Linked DNA regions of Homo sapiens: region 2 is linked to region 1. Evidence: chromatin loops called from intact Hi-C (ENCODE). Cell type or tissue: ascending aorta. All regions are shown on one strand. Region 1 overlaps LTBP1 (latent transforming growth factor beta binding protein 1). Region 2 overlaps LTBP1 (latent transforming growth factor beta binding protein 1).

Region 1 (8,000 bases):
ATTTTCTGTGTCTTATGTTCTTGACCTTGCAGTGTTGAATCTTCTTGCTCCTTGCACTTAGAATGGCTGTGATAGACATAAGGCATGTTAACAAGGAAAAGGCTGACGGCAAAGCCCAGGCAGCCAGCCTCTTGGGAAAATTACTGAAACTGGTACTATAAATCCAGTTTATGGGCTTGAAATTTCCTAGTACTCATGAATATTCAATTAAATATTGATATGAACCTTGACACAAGTTTGGCTCAAGTGCTGGTAGAAAGCAAACAGGGACATTCAGACAAACTTTAATTATTTTTCACTTAGAGATCATACAGTTCTAGAGTAGTGTGAGTAATTGGAGTTAGCTCTCACCAAAACACAGAAGAAATATTTAATCAATATTAGTATCTTTGAATAGAATTTATCCTGGGCACTTGCTAGTTATTATTTGTCCGGGCGTGATGGCTCACACCTGTCATCACAGCACTTTGGGAGGCTGAGGCAGGTGGATCACCTGAGGTCAGGAGTGCAAGAACAGCCTGCCCAACATGGTGAAACCCCGTCTCTACTAAAAATACAAAAATTAGTTGGGCGTGGTGATGCGTGCCTGTAATCCCAGCTACTCAGGAGGCAGAGGCAGGGGCATCTCTTGAACCCGAGAGGTGGAGGTTGCAGTGGGCTGAGATTGCGCCACTGCGCTCCAGCATGGGCAACAGAGTGAGACTCCATCTCAAAAGAAGAAAAAAAAAAGAAAGTTATTATTTGAGCATAATGAAAAAGAGAACAAAAATTAGGGACAACTTTCCCTTCCAACTTTCCAGAATTTTCAACCGGTACAAACCATAAAGTTTTATAACTGCAAGTGTCTGAATGCCTGGCCCACAGTCACTCAGCAGGGCTGCAGCAGAGTCATGACTTGAACCCAGGCTTCCTGACCTTTTGTTCCATGTTCTCCTTGCATCGTTTACATGTCAGTGTCTGACTCCGCTTAACAAAATAGTGGAAAAATACTTTGCACAGTATTTTTGAAGCCCCAAATTCAAATAAAAGGCATAAAGAAGTGAAAAATTGTAGTTATTTTATGAATTCTCAAGTAAACCACTGTTGTTTGACCAGAAATTGTTTATTTTCAAAACAATAAAGATTCACCTAAAACATATTCTGTTTCATGAAGGAAATGTGACAACCTATTCATTACAGTCAGTTACCAATATAGAGAGCTGTTCCCAAATGTTTAGAATTAGCTGGACTGTCTACTGTAGACACAGAATTTATTTTTTAAAAAACTCTCTTTCCGAGAGTTTCAGTGCTTTCAGAGCACTGCCTTTTGTTTCTTTGCCTGACGTTGGTGTTTTGCCAAGTGCTGGTATTTGGAGGTTTGATGGACAGCATTCGAAGTGAGGCATCAGTCTTCCTTAATTTGTTCAAAGCCTCTTTATGCAGCAGCTAATCCTTCCTAATTATATTTCTAGGAAGGATGTTCTTAACTCAGACGGGAAGAAGACATAGACATTTTGACATTAGGATGCACTTCACTCCAAGAAAAGAAATTTGAAAGGAAACACTCTCCCAATTCCCATTCCTTACCCCCTGGGCACAAGCAACCATTTTCCCCTGCCCCATTTATGAAGCTCTTTTCTCTCCCTCTCCATTCCTCTTTCATTCCTGTGGCTCCTATTTATCTCCTGGCTTAATGAAGCTATTTTGAAGGAGCTAAAAAAAATTCAGAAAAAACCATTTCCGTGTAGTGAGGCAGGCATTTCACACCTTAATTGCTTTAACGTCTTGAAAGGTGAAAGGTGACCTGTGAGTCTAAACAGTTGGAAAATTTAGTGTGCATATTTGAAATGCTTTACATAAAGTTGAAACACTTCACAGTCTCCTTGATTAATTTCTTTGTTGCCGTGCTGCTTTGTATTAATTTAATTTAGTGACTTTTATGTGAAAGTAAATATGTAAGTCAGTGGCATTATGTTTATTAGATTATTTTCCTTTAATATTTTAAGCAGACTAAATGCGGCTTCTGTCAAATGAGTCTTTAATAAATAAATTGCTGTCTGTGAAGTCTTAGTGGCTTTGAATGGTCTTATGAAGTGTGATCTTATCACCTTATGAAGCAATTTTGTGTTTCTTAGTTTTTTTTAGTGAGGTTGAACATTTTCCACATTTTTATAAGTCCTTCATATTTTTTATGTGGATAACTAACATCTTCACACCCTTTTCTGTTACATGTGCTTATAATTTTCTTTAATTTCTAAGAGCTCTTTTCATATTAAAGATTGTTTTTATCAAATATTTAAGAATTCTCCAAGGGAAGGTACTTTTATGCAAAAAATATTATTAGTACTCTGGTTTTTTTTATGCTCAAATTTGGAAGAAACGTCTTAAATTGGATTGTAAAAAATCCCCCCTTGTCCATGAGGACAAGAATACAATCTGTTACTCATTGACTGGGTAATTTATTTCAGAATTCTTTGGTCTTCTGAGAGGCTTATTGACTTACACAGACATAAATCGTAATATACTACTGAACCATCTATAACTTTCCAAGTTCTCTGTGCATTTCTAACTGGTTGCGTTATCTCTGGTTCACCATAGTGAAGATAGAATCTCAGTCCTCCTGGCCCCCAGAACACAGATTCTCAATAGTTGATTCATTCATTCCATCAGCAGATATTTACTGAGTGCCATCCACATACCAACTACTGTTCTAGGTACTCCAATTGGAGGGATCAGGCTAATGTGTCTGCAAAATACTGAATAACATAGCATAATACCTAATAAGCTGCTAAACTATGTGGTGCATAGTATAAATTCTAATGGCGAGTAAGGAAGGGGGAGATTGGCAGGGGCTGGAGGACTGGACTAAAGGAACATTGACCAGAGTTGGAAGGACTTGGAAAAGTGAAGGAGAGTCTGGCCTTTAAATAAATAACAGGTGGACGATAGGGTGGGAATGATTCTCCTGTTGGGGAATTGATCTCTTTGTGGGGATTGAAGAATAGCAGGAAATGAGATTGAGTGGGCAGGTCCAATTATGGAAAGCCTTGACAGTCAGACAGAGGAGCTCTGTGTAGGGCTCCGAGGAATATGAAGATGGCTCTGATAGTCACTGAAGAAGTGTCAGGCTCACCCTGGAAAGCCAGGTCAGGTGGGGTGCTAAGAGAGTGTGAGGGAAGGCCTGGGAGGCTGGCTGCTGGGCAGATGAGAGAGAGGGAGGCCTAGAGGAGCTGGCCCTGTGGAGTGTCTGTCTTGCACAGGGACTTGAGAGGAGAGGGATCTGATTCCCTTTAAAACAGGAAGGATTCAGACTGCCAGTCAAGAAAATAATTCCTTTGGATTCGGGTTAAGGAATTATGTGTAGTCTAATGTTGATCTCTCTCTCTACCTATGTTAAATGGAATGATATGTAATCTTATCCTCTTTAGGAACAGGAAAGTAGGGGATATCATTGAAGGCTTCCTGTTCCTTATTACACTCTATCCCTAGACTCAAATTCATCAACCCATAATCAAAACCAGATTTGATTTCCTTCTGTGTTGATCAAACTAACACATCATGCTCTGTAGAATAATCAAGGTCTTTTTTCCTGTTTCAAATGTTCAAGAGTTTTCTACCTTTATCTTTGTTGGCTTTATAGCTTTGCCATAACTACTTTTTGTTATCTCTACCCCTATCGATATCAACTTCCGTGTATCTTCTCTGTGTTTTTCTTGCTACACTAGGAGTGATCCACTCACCTATATTCCTCCTCCTTTAGGTGACAGAAGTCCTACATCTTGATTATCCTGTATTGGTGAACTGGAAAGGAACCTTGGGTAATCACACACAGATGTATAATAACCAACAGGTTGTTAGGCTCTAAATGTCTTCCTAGCTGGACTGCATTCTCATTAGTTATTATTTAAAATAATATAAAATAAGTAACAGTATGACACAAAAATTGCATATGTATTTGATACTATTAATAAAGCAGTTTTTGTTTCAGACTTATATTCATTTAATTTAGCTATTAAGGTCTAAAGTTGCTAGGAAAGTTTTTGTGATTTGCTTTGTGAAGTAGTGTAGTAACATGCTGCTTGATAAAAATAATGGTAATTGCCTTTCACAGAATCAGAAATGCTTTTCATACCTAGTGAGGAAATGCTATACTTCTTTTAAAAAACTTACATATCCATATCAGCTTTATGTTCAGATTAATTTAGGATGTTCATAAAAAACAAGGATTTGATCAAGCTCAGCTTTATGTTCAAATAATTTAGGATGTTCATGAAAAACAAGGATTTGATCAAGCTCCATTAGGAAGTCTTTGACAAGAAACCAAAAGAAATGATTGGGACTTTCAATTTCACATGTATTTGTTGAATATTTACTGTGTGCCAGGCAGTGTGCTAGCAGCCAAACTAAATAGTCTTTAGTTTCAATGAATAATTGATAACTGGAATGTTTCTTCCATCATTTCTAGTGTAAGTGGTTTTTTTTTTCATTTTTAGTAGAGAGCTATATTTTCATAGGACAAAACATGTAATACTGTCCCCTCTGTTGATATTAAGTCAGATATTTTATCTGTTCAGTCAAAGCCCAGTTCTGGTGTTAATGGGCCTGGATTTAATTAATTAAAGGATTAACTTACTGTATCATTACCTGTGTGCACCAGGCACCCTTCTGAATTGCAGACAGCATGTAGGAAGATCTAACTAAACTTTAACCTTACAAGTACAAACCACTTCTAGGTGTTCTCAGGTGTGAACAATCAGATGCAAGCGGGAAAGAGATCAGAAACACTGACAATAATAATGCATGAAATAATAGCTCCTGTAGAGTTTTAGAAGAAAGGGTTGAGCTGACTATGGTGGGGGAAAAAAGGGACTTTTTTTTTTTTTTAATGTGTGTGATGTTCTACAGAAACAGCAATCTGAAAGCTAACTGGCTGCAGCTGGATGGACTTTCTTTTGTATGGAGACGCTGCCTCTAGTGTTTAGGAAAAAATGCACACTAGAAAATAGTGCAACATTATGGTGCCATCTGTCTTGAAAATGAATTATTTTTTATTGTCTGCTTTATAGTAGTTCCCAGACAAAACTTGAAAAAACTTCAACTAGCTTTGGTGCTATTTTGCGTATGGACAGTTTCAGCAGGCAGAAGCCTTTAAAGTTGTATTTCAAAGCGCCTCAGGAGTTATCGATGTGATGTGATGAGACTGTTTGCCATATAAGCCTCTCAAGAGGCCACAGCCCTAACCCCCTCCCCGGCTCCCTGGGGGACAGGAGAGCAGATGGAGTCGTGTTTGCATCATTCACCGTCCTAATTGGGTTTGTGACTGGCTGTTAGGGCATCTTTCTCTCAGATGGCATTTTCTTCTTTAATTCAAAGTTTCACTTTCTCCTTAGCAGCGTTCTGGATTGTTTTTGAGGGAATGATGGCATGGATACGCAAATCTACAGAGTTAGAAGAAAGAGACGAGACTTGAAGGATTGTTGTTCTAAAAAAAAAAAAAAGGCTAAAATGCATTTATTTCTCAGACTTCTTTAGAATAAGTGCAAATGAAAAAGAATACTGAAAACATTTTCAGAACCCATGAAAACACTTGTCGGTATTAATATAATTAAGGTATTTAAGTTTAAATGTTTAAAGCTGATCTTTGAGGTGTTTTAGCTGGGCTTCTACTTGAAATTTTGTAGTGTGAATGTATATCAACTATTTATAAACTAGCTGAAGGGAGTTAAGCTATTAATGTTTGGATTTTAAAATCTATAAGGATCAGAAAATGGGTTTTGTATTCCATATCATCTAGAATGATGACAGGCCTGGAAGCATAGGACAGAGCTGGCACATTTTCAAAGGAATTCTTCCCTGGTCTGGATACTATAATGAGCACAACTGCATTTTGGTGGATTTATTATATACAGTACACAACATATATAACCATTTGGAAGTTGGGTTTGCTTTCTGGTTAGAGGTGCACTGGTTATAGCTGATTATGTATAGGGTTTGAAATAGCATCTGGTTAAAAATTTGAGGGGCTGACATTTCCTCTCAGAGACTGGTGAAAATGAATAAATACGCAATATGGAAATATCCATGCCAATCAATTAGTAGAAGGGTTTAAATAAAAAAAAAAGGATGCAATTTGAACATTTACGATTATGCCAGTGGGCAGCAGGTGGCAAGCTTTGCTTTTCAATGTTCTTCAGTTTTATTTTTATACCGCAGAATGCCAAAATTTGAAGAGGGGGGTTTAACTCCACTGGAATATGTCATTTCTTGGCAGTGCAACCTCGAACCACCTTCTTTGCTCATTGTGCATAATTGCCTTTCTTTGGATGCCGTAGCCGACCCTTGGTTCCCCTTGTTGCCGATGGATAGGAATTAATTCATATGAGCAATGTTCTATTCTCTTGTGATTTTAGCAACACGTTGCTAATGGAGAAAATAAATTAGAAACAAATGAGTTTCTTAAAGCAGTCCTTGTATGATTTATAAGAGATTTTCTTGTGTAGTTTTACTTAGTTCTAAATGACACATAAATTGCTTTTAATTTAAAAAATTCTAACTGGCTATATACCTTGATATGGAGATGAGAAGTAAGCAAAACTGCGTAGAGTTCCATGAAAGTGTTTTGAAAAATTAGAGAGGAAAAACACATTTTGAGACCAGAATAGAAGACCATTATCTTTTCATAGGCTAAACTGTGTAGTCAGGATTTGAATTTTAAATCCGGAAAAGAGAGCAAGCTTGAAATGGGAGTGATGGTGAGGTGGACACCAAATTATTTTATAGTCTACTGTATTTCTTCATACTTTCTAGATAAAAAATTCTTTTTGGGTTGTTTTATGCATTGTGAGAAATTCGGAAGAATGGAGAAGAATGCAAAAGCATATCAAATCACTGTAAACATTTAATAGTCTACAAATATTTAACACTTGCTGTGTACTCAATTTTTTGTAGGCCGTTTGTTAGAATTGAGTTCACATGGGGTATAATTCTACGTTCACGACTTGACATTCTCAACCTCAGTTCAGCATTTTTTCTTTTTAGAAAAGAGATCGTTCATAATGATTATAATTTACAACACACATATTTTAAAGGATAGTAATAAAAAAACCCAAACTGTTGTACCCACTACGTAGCTGAAGAAATAAAAACACTGTTGTCATTATCTTAGAGGCTCTTACGTGGTCCTTGTTAATTCCTTTATCCTTTTTTCCCAGAAAATAATTTATATCAGTTATTTCCTGCTTTTCTTTATAGTGTTACCACATTTTTAGGTATATCTGGATACTGTGCTGTTTAGTTTTTGACTTTTAAACAAATGTCATATTGTTTGTATTCTTCTGAGACTTGCTTTTCTTGCTCAAGGTGTTTTTGACATTCTTCTGTAACAGTGGCTCTCAAACTGGAGCATGAATCAGAATCGCCGGTGGAGGGCTTGCTAGATAAAATACGGCTTGTTGGGCCCCACCTCAGAGTTTCCGATTTGGTGGGTCTGGGGAGGGGTGGAGAATTTGGGTGGCTGACAAACTCGCAGGTGGTGCCAATGCTGAATGCTGCTGGAGGGGTCTGCACTTTGAGAACCACTGATTAAAGCTGGGGATTCTTTTACTTTTTACAGTAGCCCATTATGTCAGTATACTACAATTTATCATTTCTACTGATAATGAACACTGGGTTGTTTTTAGTGTTTTGCTGTTACAACAGGGTCATGATGAACGTTTTTTTTTTTCTTTTTTTGAGACGGAGTCTCACTCTGTCACCCAGGCTGGAGTGCAGTGGGGCAATCTCAGCTCACTGCAACCTCCGCCTCCTGGGTTCAAGCTATTCTCCTGCCTTAGCCTCCCAAGTAGCTGGGATTACAGGTGTGTGCCACCATGTCTGGCTAAGTTTTGTATTTTTAGTAGAGACGGGGTTTCACCATGTTGGCCAGTCTGGTCTTGTACTCCTGACCTCAGTTGATCCACCCACCTTGTCTTCCCAAAGTGCTGGGATTACAGGCGTGAGACACTGTGCCCAGCCTCGTGATG
Region 2 (8,000 bases), 340 kb after region 1:
TGGCTTCAGCCCGGGAGGCAGAGGTTGCAGTGGGCCAAGATCGCACCACTGCACTCCATCCTGGGCAGCAGAGCCAGACCCTGTCTCAAATAGATAAATAAAATTATACCCCCAAAATACTGTAAAAATTTACACTCAATTTAATTGACTAGGTTTAAAAACCTTCAAGTATTTTGTTATGAGAAATGAATTTTTGAATAATGTAGCAATATTCTAAAAATGAATTTTATTTTAAATATTTATTCTAAAAATATGGATTTCAGAATATTGCATAAATTGTTTTCAACTAAAGTTTTCAAAAAACATTTTAAAAAGTAGATTAGAACAAATACATATGAAGTACATATTATATAATATTTTTGGAAAAATACAGAATATCAGGGGAAAAAAGATAACACATGCCAAATTTAAAAAAAAAAGATTAGCTTCATTGCTATACTGTTTCTAGTTTGTATATCCACAGTTATTATGATAAAATGTCCAAGAAGAATCTCTAGTGTACATGGTCAGCCAAACCAAAATCAGTGCTTTCCAATCCGTTACTTTTTAAAAAACAATGGTAGTTTTTTTGTTAACTGTATTGTAATTTTAACCTCCAGCATACACATTCATTGACATTAAAGATGCTGGGTGGGCTGGTTGGCGAGAACAACTACTTAGGCTCTTGAGGCCCCTGTGAAGGACCCCAGGGTTCCAGGAAACGCATGTTGAAAACTGCTTTCGAAATATATCTGTTGGAGTATATAGGAATTAGGGAGGTAGCCCCAAAGGAACTTTTTTTATTTTTTGACAGAGTCTCGCTCTGTCACCCAGGCTGAAGTGCAGTGGCGGGATCTCAGCTCAGCGCAACCTCCACCTCCCAGGTTCAAGAGATTCTCCCACCTATTACAGGCGCGCACCACCACACACACAAAAATAATTTTTTGTATTTGGTAGACACAGGGGAACTTTTCTTTTATACTACCAAAATTACGGACCTAGAACTAGGCTTATGGATCATCTATTCTGAATCCAGAGAGAAGTACACAGTGAAATTAAACTTTTCCACAGGTCCTATGATTAGTTGGCATTCCCTTCATTGGCACCTAATCATGTAGTCACATTTACACAAAACCATCTCTTGTTGCAAAGCACATGTTTGCTGGAGTGGAGTGAACTAAGAGGAGCCCCAGGGCATCAGGGTTAGCACATGTGCCCCAGAACCAGGTTGCCCTGCCTTTGCATCCTGGTTTGGCAACTTCTTTTCCCCATGACCTTGTTAATTTTCTCTCTCTGTACCTCAGTTTCTCATGTGAAAATAATATCTGCCTTTCAGGGTGGTTGTGAGAATTAAATAATACGTGAACACTTCAAATAGTGTTTGACACATGGTAAGTTTTCAGAAGATACTAACAACTATGGCTGCCACTAATAGGCGTCTCAGATCAAATGCATTTTCAAATGTAATTAAAATCCAAAGGATCTTATAAAATCTACAGTTACCTAATAGCATGTGAACATAAATTAAGCGTAGACAAATGCAGAAATAATTGTTCTTAATGTAAGACTGTCTTTTCTAGACCACTGCTTCGTAAACATTAATGGGCATGTCAGTTACCTGGGGGAGCTTATCAAAAAACAGATTCTGGTTTCTCACTTGCAAAAGATGGGGCGGGGCGCGAGACACAGGATTCTGCATTTCTGATAAGTCCCAAGCTGCTGCTGCTGCTGCTGCTTCCTCTGAGGAGGAAGCAAAGCTCTAGAGCCATCTAATAGCATCTAACTTTATTTTGTTAAAACCTACGTTAATGCTGGTAGTTATCTATCATAAAGGAAGCAAAGAATATGTGAATTTTAAAACTAGTTTGTTCATAGTTTCTGCCATTGAACCTTTTAAATATACTGTTCCCGGATATCTTAATCGTTGAGAAGGACCACGTTGTCTATCTCTTCATCTAAGCACTGGACTAATCCCAGCCTGTCAGACATCATGCATCCCATTTTCCTTAGGAGTGCAGTACTGCTTTGGGGAACAATTCGTTACTGATGGAATCAGTGCTGGAGGAATTTAAGGAATAAATCGCACCACTTGTCATCAGCTTTAAGCATTAAAGTGCAGTGTAAAATAAAGCTTTGGCTCCAGAGCGAGCTTTCACACTTCTGGTCCAACAGGTCACGGGCACTAATTCTTGCTAAAGCAGCAACTACATCTGAGAGTACTGGTAGGTGCAGGAGGTAGGAGTGGCTGCTTAAATAGTGTTCTCTGAAGTTAGATGGCATCTTGCATATTGGTACCACATGCAGGGGAAATGAGTGTGATGGATTGTGTCAGGGGAGCTTTACATAAGGAGAATTGCATAATTGTAGAATTCATACATTTCTGGGGCTGCTTAGGATCCCATTTCAATGCTCCACTACAGAGGCCAGACCGCAGACTGCACTAGGAGGAAGTTCCTGATTTTTCCTTCACCATGGATGTATCATGGACTGACTGTCTCCCCATTCAGACTTCTGGAGGCCTTCCTTGCCCCATTGCAGCCCCTGACTCCTCTTCTCCTTCCCCTTTCACAGTACCCGCTGATCCTGCCCACTCTTAAAATGATTTGGGTGGCTAAACTGTTTTGGGAGGATCCTCAAATTTGTGGTCTTTATTGTGATGTCATGTCAGCCTCTGAGAGACAGAGCTGTTTGGGAAACCAAGTCAGGAAAAACGAGCCATTGTATCCATTTCATAAATGAAGACAGAGTGGTCATTGTTTGATCTTGCTGAGAATTTCTAGCGCTGTGAGAGAAGAAAGTCATAGAGTTATCAGAACTTTGAGGCCTTTGGTTGCATATGGAGTTTATTGGATATAGATTTTTTGTTGCTTGGTTTTTCTCAGTCTAAGTGATAATAAAAATGATAACTAACATATACATAGCACAATGCCTGGCATTTTCAACATGTTTTCCATCTACTGAGATATTTAACTTGCCAAGCCATCTTAGGTATACAGTTACAGTAGTCCTCTGCCTTATCTGGTTTCAGTTACCCACAGTCAACCACGGTCCGAAATATTAAGGGGAAAATTCCAAAAATAAACAACTCATAAGTTTTAAATTGCATGCAGTTCTGAGTAGTGTGATGAAATCTGGTGGTGTCCCACCCAGCACGTGGACCATCCCTTTGTCCATGGTGTCCATACTGTGTATGCTACTTGCCCATTAGTCACTTAGTAGCAGCTCCATTATCTGATAGAAATCGATCGTATATATAAGGTTGAGTACTACCTGCAGTTTAAGGCATCCACTGGGGGTCTTGGAACATATCCCTAGTGGATAAGGGAGAATACTACCCCTCCTTTTTCTGACAGAGGATCTGAGGCACAGCAAGCTTAAGATGCCTGTCAGTGGTCACGTACCAGTAAGTGGAAGCTTCAAATCCAGGCACCCTTGCTCCAGAATCTACGTTCTAACCTCTTCAGTGTTACTCGAGTCTCTTTCCATGATCCCAAAGCACATCTTAAATAGTCTCCCTTAGAACAGAAAAGTAACAAAGTGAAGAATTAAAGCTGAGATTTTAAAATTGTCTCACACATTGTGTGCTAAAAGAAAAACTGATTTTAGAGCTAACAATGAGCATAATAAGAGGCAATGTGTCATCAAATCTGTAGCCACAGACACATTGGCAGGAATAACAAAAAACTATATATTCAATGGACTAATGAACTAAAGCAAGTCAATAATTCTCAGTAAATAAAACTTTTAGTGATGCCTATCACTTAATCTAAAATGATTTTTTAATGTTTTTATTTTTTGCTACTCTTAAAAGTATAAGCTTAATCACCGGGTGTGGTGGCTCACACCTGTAATCCCAGCACTTTGGGAGGCAGAGGTGGGCAGATCACTTAAGGTCAGGAGTTTGAGACTGGCCTGGCCAACGTGGTGAAACCCCATCTCTACTAAATTAGCCAGGCATGGTGGCGCATGCCTGCAATCCTAGCTACTCTGGAGACTGAGGCACAAGAATTGCTTGAACCCAGGAGGCGGAGGTTGCAGTGAGCGAAGATCGTGCCACTGCACTCTAGTTTGGACAACAGAGCAAGACTTCATCTGAAAAAAGATAACATAAGCTTAAATGTTCTGGAAAATGTACGTAAGAATCACAAGATAGAGGGTGCCATTATCTCATGGAAATCAAAATCCGTTGATCTGCAAATGAAAGAAAATTATACATATTTGAACATTTGAATCTTAAGTACCCAGGGATCCCAGTGTCTTTTTATATTGTTAAAATAATTAGATTTCTGATAAGTAAATTGTTAAAGTAATTAGACATTGTAAGTAAACGGAACAAAGACTTGATAAACGGGACAACTAGTGTGTTGGGAGAATGCCACCTATTGGCGATGTAATGTACTACAGCACAGGTAATTTCTTGACTACTCAGGTGTAGAAAGATGGTTTTAAAACATGAGGTCCCAAAGGAAACAGAAGGTGCCACAAAATAAATTGAAAAATGTTAACAAAGTTTAATGAAACACGAACATTGATCAACATACAGAGGCATGGTCCTCTCAGTGTTGCTAAGAGAGCAGTTTGAAGAGACAGACTTACACATCTGAATCAAAAATTCTAGTTCTGGGACTGATGAAAGAGCAAATGGATTTTGTTTAATGCCTATTGAATAAAAGAATAAAGCACAAAGGCATGATGTGAATAGGCACTTAGTGAGGATCTGTTGAGTCAAAGCAATGTCAGTATGTATCCAACTTCCTTTGAGAAAGGTAGACTGTGCTATAGGGGAATAGAAGATATTTGTCAGTTATTCATACTCCTTTAAATAATGCTAGGAAGAATTATCATTACTGTATATAAATTATATACAGCTTGTGGTTTATAAGAAGAGATAAGTAAATGATCTGAAATGAAATCTAAATTATTTATAACTTACCTGTTTTCAGTTTTAGTTAAATTACTTACATGTTCTTTATTTTATTATTTATTGAATGCCTACTATGTACTAGGCAAACAATTCTGGAACAGGTGTAAAGTTGTATTTAATGAAATGCATAATTAGTATAATTTATTCCTAAATATTATGTATTTTAAATCTGCAAATGATACTTTAATAAATTCACCATTTGCTGTGACAGAAAATTTTTCAATCCTTCCTAATATCTAACCTACCCAAGTATTCATATCATTTTGCAAAAGTAAAGAATTTGGAATGTCTTCAAACAATTCGGCTAGTGATTTCTTCCATATCTGTGCATGGCTCTTAGACGCTCCCAAAGATCTCAGGGCAAGAAGTTTCGTAATGCCCTTGGAGGTGTGAAGGAAGACAGGGATTTGACTCATGGACTAAACTTGAAAAAATATTGTAACTGGGCCATAGTTGCAAAAGGCCTGTCAGCAGTCACGGTTTAAAGGCTTTTCCAAGAAATATGTTTCCAAAGAATGTTAATAATCACTTTGGAACACCCTACTTGTGAAACAATGAGTGGTCACTGCCTTTGGTTTAGGCAATCCAGGGATCTCTTTCTGCTTTTGGTCCTGGCTCTGTGACATTGCACTGGGCACATTACTTCAACCTCCTTTATCCAAAGTTGAGACCTCTTCGTGAGGTTATGATAATTAATACAATCACTATGAAAGCATTTATCATTTCAATCATAGATCCTGAACATTATAATTAAAGAAACAATAACCGCTAGTCACTTACAATGGAAAATTAAAATCAAACTAGAAAGATACAAAAGGAAATCGAGTGGCCGTCATGCGGGCACAGAGAATATCTATAAAACAGGCAAGCGTTCCAGTTCTGTGGGACTGAACTCTTGGTATCCATGGAACTAGATTGAATGGATGTTATATGAAATGGCCAGTAAGCCAGTTATGTTGTTCCTCATTGAAAGGACTCTTGGCCCGGCACAGTGGCTCACGCCTGTAACCTCAGCACTTGGGAGGCCAAGGTGGGCAGATTCTGAGGTCAGGAGTTCGAGACCAGCCTGGCCAATATGGTGAAACCTCATCTCTACTAAAAATACAAAAATTACCTGGGTGTGGTGGCGTGTGCCTCTAGTCCCAGCTACTCTGGAGGCTGAGGCAGAAGAATCGCTTGAACCCGGGAGGTGGCTGTTGCAGTGAGCCAAGATTGTGCCACTGCACTGCAGCCTGGGCAACAGAGCAAGACTCCTTCCCAAAAAAGAAAAAAGAAAGGACTCCTGTATTTATTTAGAAAGCTTTCTCTCACCCCTCCCAAAGAAAGGTTGAAAATACTTTTACTACTCTCAAAAGATTATTGCAAAATAAAATTCATTAGTGAATTCAAACTGAAAGTAGCTCTTTGATGTAATGTGATCCGTATGTTAATTTCCTCACTTGAAATCCTAGTGATTTCTTCCATATCCATGCATGGCTCTTACATGCTCAAGAGGGTTAAATGTGATAATGCATGGGAGAGGATTGGCCTACAGTAAATGCGCCATAGCGAAAGGCGTTAGCAATTATTATGAATCAAATCCAGTTCTAGGAAATGAGTCAACGTTCATCATGCACTGCTCCCTGGTTATCCAGTGCTAGAAGTCTCTTTGAAAGGGGCCAAGAATCAAAGACAATGAGGGATAGGAGGGTGTTCAGGGAATTGCACAGACCCGAATACCCCTGTGTACTTGCAGAGAAGCTCCACCTGTGCCCGGCCAGGCTCCTACAGTGTAAGTTAGGAAGTCAAAGAGAGGCTTTATGCACACAAAGGACCATTATGTTGAGTTGTTTGTTTGTTTGTTTGTTTATTTTGAGACGGAGTCTCGCTCTGTCGCCCAGGCTGGAGTGCAGTGGCACGATCTCGGCTCACTGCAAGCTCTGCCTCCCAGGTTCACGCCATTCTCCTGCCTCAGCCTCCTGAGTAGCTGGGACCACAGGCGCCCGCCACCATGCCCGGCTAATTTTTTTGTATTTTTTTTTTTTTTTTTTTAGTAGAGACGGGGTTTCACCATGTTAGCCAGGGTGGCCTCAATCTCCTGACCTCGTGATCTGCCCGCCTCGGCCTCCCAAAGTGCTGGGATTACAGGTGTCAGCCACTGCGCCCGGCCTATGTTGGGTTTTAATGAACATTCAATGTACTCAATTTTTAAATGTTAAAACCTAGATATTCCTAAGAATTTGATTTCAACTTTCACATTTTATCATCCTATTTATAAGTCCAATAACCTTCTATAAAATAAGATCAATTTTATTTGTTGACTGTTTATATGTCTCAAAGAACGGATTAAACTTAAAAGTTATTTCTACATATAAATTCTATTAATTAAAATTTTGAACACTTTGGTCTCCATCTCACAATCCTAATAAGCATTTCCTCATAAATATTTAATTAGCTCTTATAAGTCTAATAAACCAAACTTAAAACACAACAAATTGAATTCCCTAATAAATTTAAATAATGTTTACCAACCTAATCAAATTCTCCTAATCCTCATTCAACTTAAAATCCAAAATCTAAATTCAGTTTTGAGTTGAAGTTGCAAGGCCTGTCAGGTTCTCTGATGATATGATTCTCTTAGGCACTAACACATGTACAATAACAAGAAAAAGCCCTCACCCTAAGACGTGTCACAGAAAGTGTTAACATTCTAAGCTTAATTAACTTCATTATTTCTGTAGCAGAATTACTGTGTTAGGCCAGCTGAGGTTAGTGGCTGAAAAAATTCAGGACCCTGATTGCCAGTTGGAAATGAGAGAATGAAAACCAGGACTTGGGACCTGCATCCTCTCAGTAATGAGTCTGCCCTGCCCACCATAGGATGCGGAGCACCTTCTTGCTTCCGTGCTAACGGGATCCCAGGTGTTTCTCATGTGTGTTTTTTTATAATCAGTATCTTCCATTGCAGTGACTTTCAAGGGAATAATAGGACAGAAAAAATAAATAGGACCTTTTATCCAACTATACATGCCCTCCCGTAGGAATCAGATACCTTCTCCTAAGGGGATATCCTCACCCCACTGAGATTCCCTAGTAGATCAATAGCTGCCAGCAGGAT

Evidence for each region. Peaks named below come from ENCODE experiments on the same cell type or tissue, not always from the same donor. Only the 100,000 strongest peaks of a DNase experiment are listed, where the experiment ranks them.
Region 2: it touches region 1 in a loop (6-fold over the local background); 54 of 110 quality-filtered maps call a loop at or near these places.

Annotation. Positions count from the first base shown.
Region 1 is chr2:33,028,766-33,036,765 of GRCh38, forward strand. All of the region lies in intron 3 of LTBP1 (latent transforming growth factor beta binding protein 1), which reads left to right. Among named protein-coding and RNA genes, the nearest start is that of LTBP1, 86 kb to the left of the region's middle. In ascending aorta, CTCF peaks have their summits at 4,978 and 6,144 (motif pointing right); DNase peaks (open chromatin) are centred at 5,228, 6,196 and 7,435; H3K4me3 peaks cover 2,834 bases; H3K27ac peaks cover 2,207 bases.
Region 2 is chr2:33,368,790-33,376,789 of GRCh38, forward strand. The region is part of intron 31 of LTBP1 (latent transforming growth factor beta binding protein 1); the gene reads left to right. Among named protein-coding and RNA genes, the nearest start is that of MIR4430, 46 kb to the right of the region's middle. In ascending aorta, a CTCF peak has its summit at 4,376 (motif pointing left); a DNase peak (open chromatin) is centred at 5,382; H3K27ac peaks cover 4,925 bases.